Linked DNA regions of Mus musculus: region 1 is linked to region 2. Evidence: chromatin contacts called from ENCODE Hi-C or POLR2A ChIA-PET data. All regions are on one chromosome and are shown on one strand. Each heading gives the region's core, a stretch centred on a gene start or an enhancer-like site at or near the end of the contact. The rest is flanking DNA. Distances are from core to core; before and after follow the strand shown.

The links. Hi-C counts contacts between places; a loop is a spot of excess contacts on that map. ChIA-PET counts read pairs that join two places held with the same protein, here RNA polymerase II (POLR2A).
Region 1: a loop to region 2 is called in a map of heart, with 5 times the contacts of the local background. The contact joins the promoter of Cd200 here to the enhancer-like site in region 2. A Hi-C loop is called at or near these places in 6 of 37 maps with a recorded cell type or tissue (gastrocnemius and heart). POLR2A ChIA-PET finds 5 or more read pairs at or near these places in 1 of 5 experiments (embryonic stem cell).

What each region holds. Positions count from the first base shown.
Region 1 is chr16:45,407,080-45,411,184 of GRCm38, reverse strand. It overlaps Cd200 (CD200 antigen), which reads left to right and starts at 2,132. Exons shown (of 6, transcript NM_010818.3): 1 at 2,132-2,329. The coding sequence starts at 2,318.
Region 2 is chr16:45,373,944-45,377,465 of GRCm38, reverse strand. No RefSeq gene overlaps it. Among named protein-coding and RNA genes, the nearest start is that of Gm30760, 9.8 kb to the right of the region's middle. Within about 2 kb of position 1,882, at least 1 of the 3 ENCODE cell types and tissues checked has a DNase peak (open chromatin) inside an H3K27ac peak, as active enhancers do; it is gastrocnemius, where a contact is called at or near this core.

The DNA of each region.
Region 1 (4,105 bases), core at 883-3,382, 33 kb before region 2:
TTTTTCCATTTATTAGAATATTTATTTTAAAAATTTTTGTTAGTCTGGATATAATACATAACCTAAGGATCCCGTGGTTCCCATGCCATTTTTCATTCTCTTATTGTATAACTCAGCTCTTGAAATCTACTGCTCAAACTTAAGAAGATTTAAGGCAAAACAATGCCTAGTAAAGTGTCATTTACATACCAATAAAATAACAAGAATAGAGAAAGCTTCAAGGAGAAAGATATTCAAAGGTACCCCAATAGAATGACTTGCACACACAAACACACGTCCTCATGCATACTTATGAAATGCCATCTATAAGAAAAGAGTATTGTTGGCACCAACATAAAAAATAACCTCCCATGGTTGCTCACATCTGTATTCCCAGTACTCGAGAGGCTAAGGTAGAGTATGTGTGCTATCTGGGCAGCAGAGAGTACTGAGAAGGAATAGGATGCAGTCAGAGGGAAGGGACTTGAGGAAGACCTTTGGTTTAGACTCTCTCCACATGTCTGTCTGTGGGTCTCTGAACCAGATTTTATCTGTTGCTGCCTCTCTGATGACAGCTGGTCAAGGCCCCAATCTATTAGTATAGCAGAATGTCATTAAGAATCATTCTTTTCTTCCTTCCATTTTTTCTTCTTCTTCTTCTCTCTCCCCCTTTCTCTCTCTCTCTTTCTTTCTTTCTTTCTTTCTTTTTCTTTCTTTCTTTCTCTCTCTCCCTCTTTCTCTCTCTCCCTCTCTCTCTTTCTTTCTTTCTTTCTTTCTCTTTTTCTTTCTGTCTTTCTCTCTCTTTCCTTCTTTCTTTCCCCAGCTGTGTTTGGTTCTACCCTAGGACTCTGGGCTTTCCATTATCTGGTTCTTGACCATCCAGGCAATATAGGTACAAGCTCTCTCTTATAGGGTGGGCCTCAAGTTAAACTAAACATTGGTTGGTCACTCCCTCACATTTTCTACTAAAATCTCATAGGCAGGACATATTGTGGGTAGAGGATTTAGAGGCAGGTTTAGTGTCCAGGTTTGTCTTTTCATGGTCTGTAGAATACCTTCTCACACCAGAGAGACTAGAGTCTAGAGTCCAAACCTCAGCTCTAGCCTCTCTATGTTCAGTGAGCTGAATGAAAGTTGACCTCAGCAATGGGTCCCACTGTCAGGTTTTAGAGGGTGACCTTCAGTTGTAGGTCCCAAGTCTCTCTCTCCTCTCTCTCTCTTTCTCGATCTCTCTCTCTCTCTCTCTCTCTCTCTCTCTCTCTCTCTCTCTCTCTCTCTCTCTCTCTCTCTGCTTTATACTTGTGATTGAAGATGTGATCTCTCTGGCAGCCTGGTACCATGCCTCCTGGTCACTTAGAGACTCTCCTCCTGTAGCTATAAGCCCAACAAATCTTTTTCCACAGGTTTCTACTCTAGTACAGAAACAGAAATGTCACCAATATAGTCAATCGTTTCTGTAAAGCTTTCATCAAGGAAAAACCTCAGTTCCAGGGCTTCCTGTGACTCATTTGATCTGTCCCTTGGTTCTCATCTGTTTTAAGGAATACTGCAGGACAATCTGATTAGCAGAAAGAAAGTGCTTTTGGGTTTTCAGGAAGTGTGTTCACAGGTAACTCTGAGCCCTTAGGACCTCTAAAGCTCTAGATGAGGTACCTGGTAACCACACACACACACACACACACACACACACACACACACACACTCGCACTGGCCTTTAATATAACAAATCGTAAAATAAAGTTTTCCTTTTTTTTTTCCCCCAGGGTGTCTGTATGAAGCTCCTTACCTTCCCCCTACACACACACACACACACACACACACACACACACACACTATTGTTCTGTTCTCCGTGTTTATCTTTTGCTGTACAGAACCACAGGATGCACCAGGTTTCTGACTCAAATTACTGTCCACTCAAGTTAGTTCCCACTCTGATTTTTCTGTATGGACTACGTCACCCTATACTGCCATTTGGCACGGGAGAGAGGCCAGTGATGGGAATGCAGACGAAACATGCATACACATGTAAAATAAGATAAATAAATCTAAAATGAAAAAAATATAGAGTGATTCTTTCACATTTTTGCTATATTACTCTAAAAGGCGAGAACCTGGCGGGGGCGGGGGCAGGGGCTAGGGATGAGGTTGTAGAGGGCGTGGTTGGTTGGTCGTCTCTTCCTCCACACTAGAGGAGCTGTAGAGTCTGCCTGTGCAGTGGAGGGGGCTCTCTCTACGGCGAATAGTAGTGTCCCTGCTCACAGGTGTTGCGGAGATATCCTCCATCGTGGAAGAGCTCAGACCCCGAGAAGCTGGTGTCTAGCTGCGGCCCAGAGCAAGGATGGGCAGTCTGGTGAGTGGAATCTGAGATGCGAAGGAGGGCGGAATGGGCGATCTGGAGCCGCGGCTCTCAGAAGCCAGTGGAGCCTGCGAGAAAAGCAAGGAAGCTGTTCTTTGGAGAAGTGGTATCCGGGGCTCGGAGCTCTGTAAGGAGGCACCGGCCGGAGAAAGCCCGGGGAACGCGTGTATCTAGGGTGGGCGGCTTTGCTCCTTGCTGCGATTCCATTGCGAAAACACGGCCTGAGCTCCATGGCTCCCAGAAGGGGAGGAGTAGCTCTTTGCGTCCCCTATGTTGGTCCTTAACCTGCAGCAGGGGTGTAGCCTAGTAATCTCGCTTGCTCTCTTTCTCACCCCCTCTCTTGCTGCATTTCTGCTCCTTGCCTAGGAAACCATGAAGCATCTAGCAGTACTGCAGCGAGCAAGCCACAGCTTAGTGGTCTTGTTAAATGCCAAGGTATTTAGAGGAGAGGCCGACATTTTGAGTCTTTGGTACTGTTTACAAGGCAGAAAATTTTAAAAGGAAGGGTGGTCATACGCCTTATTCTTTATACACACGGAATTGGTAGAATTGAATGCGAATCTAAACGCAATTAAACCCCAGGTACCACTTTTCATCAGGCTGACAAAGACCGACTTGTGTTACCTTTCTTAACAAAGAGGAATGTGGATCTGTCAGCTAGATGCTCTTAATGTTCAAACAAGGAATTGCTTTCTGTTTTACAAAGAATCGGAGAGAGAGGTTCTTTTTTTTCTCTCCAAGTCTCTGTGGCTGCAATGAAATAAGGTACAAAATCAGACCTAGAAAGAATAGGGGAATGGGGCTATGCACCTAGCAGCTGTGGAGTTGTCAGCTAAGACCCAGGAGCTAATGAACATCCACCTTCTTGATAAGAATTGTAGGAGGATTTTTTTTTTTGAATCTTCATGATTGGACTCTCTAGTTAATTCTTGATTGGTTAATCTTTTAGCATCCGTTAAATTCTGGGCACTGTCTTCAGGGTTTTAACCGTGGAATTGTCACCTCACACCTGTGATATTGCTGCAGCACTGACTTGCTGGGTTTGCAGTAGGCAAGCTCCTAGGATCTTTACCATTCAAAAATGCTATTTAATAAAGATTTTTGTATATTTGCATATGCACAATAAGATCTCTTGGGAGTGGGACTCCAGACTAAACAGGAAATTCATTCATTTTTCATGTAGGTCTCTCTCTCTCTCTCTCTCTCTCTCTCTCTCTCTCTCTCTCTCTCACACACACACACACACACACACACACACACACACACACACACACCCTCAGATAATGCCATGATTATACAGTTCCTCTTGATGACTATAACTATCACATGATGGCAGGTGTGGAATTTTTCATTATAACATTGTCAGTACTCAGAAGTTTCAGATATTGAAGCATTATGATTTTTCAGTTTCCCACCTATGTTTCATTTAACCCTGAGATTAGTACTGATGTCTTCCCCCCGCCCCGCCCCGCCCCACCCCCAGGCTCCAGGGAGGTTAAATAATGTGTCTTACCTAATACATTTTGGATTCATTCTAGACTGGAGTGTTCCCTGGTTACCGCCCAGCAATTCCACGTCATCTTTCTGAGAAACAGAAAGCCTACCACTGCCTGGCATGAACTAAAGGAGAATATAATAAATATGATGTGAATTTTTCATAGTGAAGCCTATCCTTTGACTCCCTGATCCCCAGTCCCTGTGTTTTTGGTTTTCACCATCCCCAGGATGTGTGCATCTGCTTTTTCTTTTGTCCTATAACACTGTTATTTT
Region 2 (3,522 bases), core at 633-3,132:
TGAGCTTCTTTCCTGTCATTGGGATAGAATACCCTGACAAAAGCCAAGAGAGACAAAGGGGTGATTCTGGCTCACAGTTCAAGTTACAACCCATCTTGATGTATGTGTGTGGGGTGGGGGTGGGGGGCGGAACAGAGATGTGGAGAGTTCACAGCCAATGGAGCTAGAGGAAGCTGGTCACATTGCATCTACAGTCATGAAGCAGAGCACACTCTGCTTTCAATCTAACACTGTCCTGGGTCCCTGCCTAGAGAATGGTCTTGACTCTAGTTAAGACAGGCTTGCCTTAACTAGTCAATTACCCTAAAAAAAAAAAAAAAAAAAAAAAAAAAGACATCCCTTCACAGGCCCCATCTTCCAAGGGACTCTAAATCCTGTCAAGAAGGCAATAGCTCGTTTGACTTTAAAATCTGGATGATGTGACCTTTTCCATAATGACAGCTCTGTTCCAGACTTAAGTAGGATGTCACAACTGACCTCCAGGGTTCTTTCTCCACACATATATCACTAAACCAGAGGTAACTCCCTCAGGAGATGGCCAAAGGTCAAGAGTTTCCTAGGAACTCAATAGTCGATTTGAGATTTTTCTTTCTGATTCTTCTTAGTAAATAAATTAGAAAGATCTCACTTATACCACATACAATTTGGATGTGGCAGTCATCGTTTGTTTTTGTTAACTAAAAGAAAAGAAAAGAGAAGAAAAGGAAAGGAAAGGACAGAAAACAAAACAAAACAAAACAAAACAAAACAAAACAAAACAAAACAAATCAGGAACTTAACAAAACCGGATTCAGGTTTTCTGGGAGTAGCCTTTATGCTCCAGTCTAGTTACAAAGATAGGCTGAAGCTGAGCTGCTCCAGTGGGCTCTTCAAACACCACACAATGCTGGGCGTGGTTGCCTCTGTATCTAAAAATGTTTTAGGAAATATCTTGGTTTCCCTTTTTATAAGTAAATGGCATTAACATTTCTACCTCACCTAAAAATAAACGAGATGGTGGCTTTAATGAAATGATCAGAAGTAGCATATTGCGAGGCCAGATGGCTCCCTGTGCAATTCTAGGAAACATTAAATTTCCCATGAGCAGCTAAACAAGCAGGGAAGAGTCTGGTGGAGGCAGTGGGTCATTTCCAGTGGATGGAATTGGCCTATCAGGACTTGTGAAATGTACCTGAAAGGTATCTGTATTTTAGGTGGGGAAGGGCATCTTTTCCCAGTGAGTTTGTAAAAAGACTGGCCAGTTCAGGGGCTGCTAAGATGTGATTGGGAGCCATCTAGGGCAATGAGACACTTTCCATGTTAGAGTTAATTTACTCGTGAGAAGAGAACATAATCCTTAAGAGAATACCAAATCTATCAGATTCACACTGTGTTTGACTTGGCCAGAGCCTATCCAAGTGCCAGATTAGCCAACAGACTAATTGTAATAGACTCTTGTATTAGCAGAAGTTAGCAATAGAAGTTGTTTCAGAGGTTGGGCAACACATAGCCACTGGGCAAACTGAAACTTCATGCTGTAAGTAGTCCATAAGGCACAATGGCATCTGAGTCTCCATGGGCAAGGTTGAATGGCATTCCCAGATGTTAGAAAAATCTCACAAGGATCTTTCCTTAGATCTCACTCAAGGAGTTCCCACAAACCTTTTCTAGTGTAGATTAGAAATCGAGCAGTTGAAACTTCTGTGTTGTTAATGACTCTTATGTGGTCTGATAGAGTAAACTTGCAGCTCAGCTCTAGTTTATATAGTGTGTTAGGACCCCAGAGTTTACTGGAAGCCAAAACTTTCCTAAACTGCTTTCCTATTCAAGGTTAAAGCTGTCTCCAGTATTAGCTTTTGACTGACTTCCAGCATCTTTGGCAGTGAAAAGTACACAGCAGGACAGATTTTCTCTCTGGTAGAGGGGCTTTGATTGTTTAAACCAGGGTGTTTATTTCCCTTGGCAGCAAAGAGGTGTGTTCCCGTGCACTCTTAGCTGGGGAACGACAGTGTCTGGAGATAGCAGATTAACAACAAAATTTAAATATATATTAAAAACCAAAAGAAAACCCAAATCATGAAGCAAATATCTAAAGCCAGACTTGACTGAGTTTTTACTGAAAGTCCTCAGTTTTCAAAAGCTAAACATACCATAGGGAACATGTCAACCATGGACAAAAGATGAAGAGAAAGAAAACAAGCTATTGACAAACTTGGAGATCATGTTGGTTTTTAATTTTCAAGGATAGAATACAGGTACTAATGCCACGTTGAAGAAGGTTTCTAATATCACATTTTATACTAAAAGCATGAGAATAATTTTTATACAACGGCTAGGAGATAACGACATGCATTTCTCTGTGGTGTGTTATACAATGTGTTTCTGTATTAGAATAGTATTTTAAGTGATTAAATAAGCAATGTATATCCAGCAATGGGCAAACCTTGAGCAAAATGTCATTCAGCAGACACATAACATGCAGAGCATAAGAAATGGGAACAGCAGAAGGAATTAATGAAACGCTGCTGGGGAAAGTTTCAGCAGTTAAGAAACATAAAATCAAGCTATTTGCGTGTATTCAGAGGCAACCTCTGGAAATCATAAAGTAATGTTATATATAGTGAACCAAAATGTCCAAAGGCAAATTGGGTGTCCCTTATACAAAATGTTCATACTTGAGAGCAGAAGTATTTTAGCTGTATCATTCTAAATTTATGTATAGCATGGTTATCTTGGAAGTTGTGCTAGTCCCAAGTCTAAAGACAATTGATTTATGTTTCATATAAATCACCACACACACACACACACACACACACACACACACACACACATATATATGTATATATATACATATATATGTATATATATACATATATATGTATATATGCTAAATGGAATTTTGTACACTATTTTTATTTTCAAAATCTTTATTACCTGTGAATTGCCTAATGGATATGTGATGTTTGTATGTATGCAGGAATGCATACACATGCAAACAAGTGTTCATACTCATGCCACAGCACACATAACACATGTGCCGGTCAGAGAACAGTATTTGAGACTTGATTCTCCCCTCCCATTGTGCCTTCTGAGGGATCAGATCTCAAGGCTTGTGAAGCAAGAGCATTTGACTGCTGAGCCATCTCATCAGCAGTCACAGGACAGTTTTAGTGTGTTGCCACCAAGACTGTGGTCCATCATATGAGGTCACATGACTCACTCCCCATGTGACATTGTGTAGTTAGTCAAAATGTTTCGATTTTTGCAACAGTTTATATTAAGCATGTTCAGTCAGTATATCATGATTCAGTTTTCAGAATGATTTTATAGAATTACAAATGTAACACTATGAGCCATTAAGTATAGCTGATAGGAATTAAGAATTAAGGTTTGCCCTTAAATCAACTGACCTGGTGACAATATGAGGCAAGTTTCATCAAACCTAGGTTTCTTGACATAATCCCCACTCAGCTATGAGATTAAGACTCATTGGCTACAGAAGGAAATTGAAAAGAACTGGGATATAATGGTAATAAAAGCAGT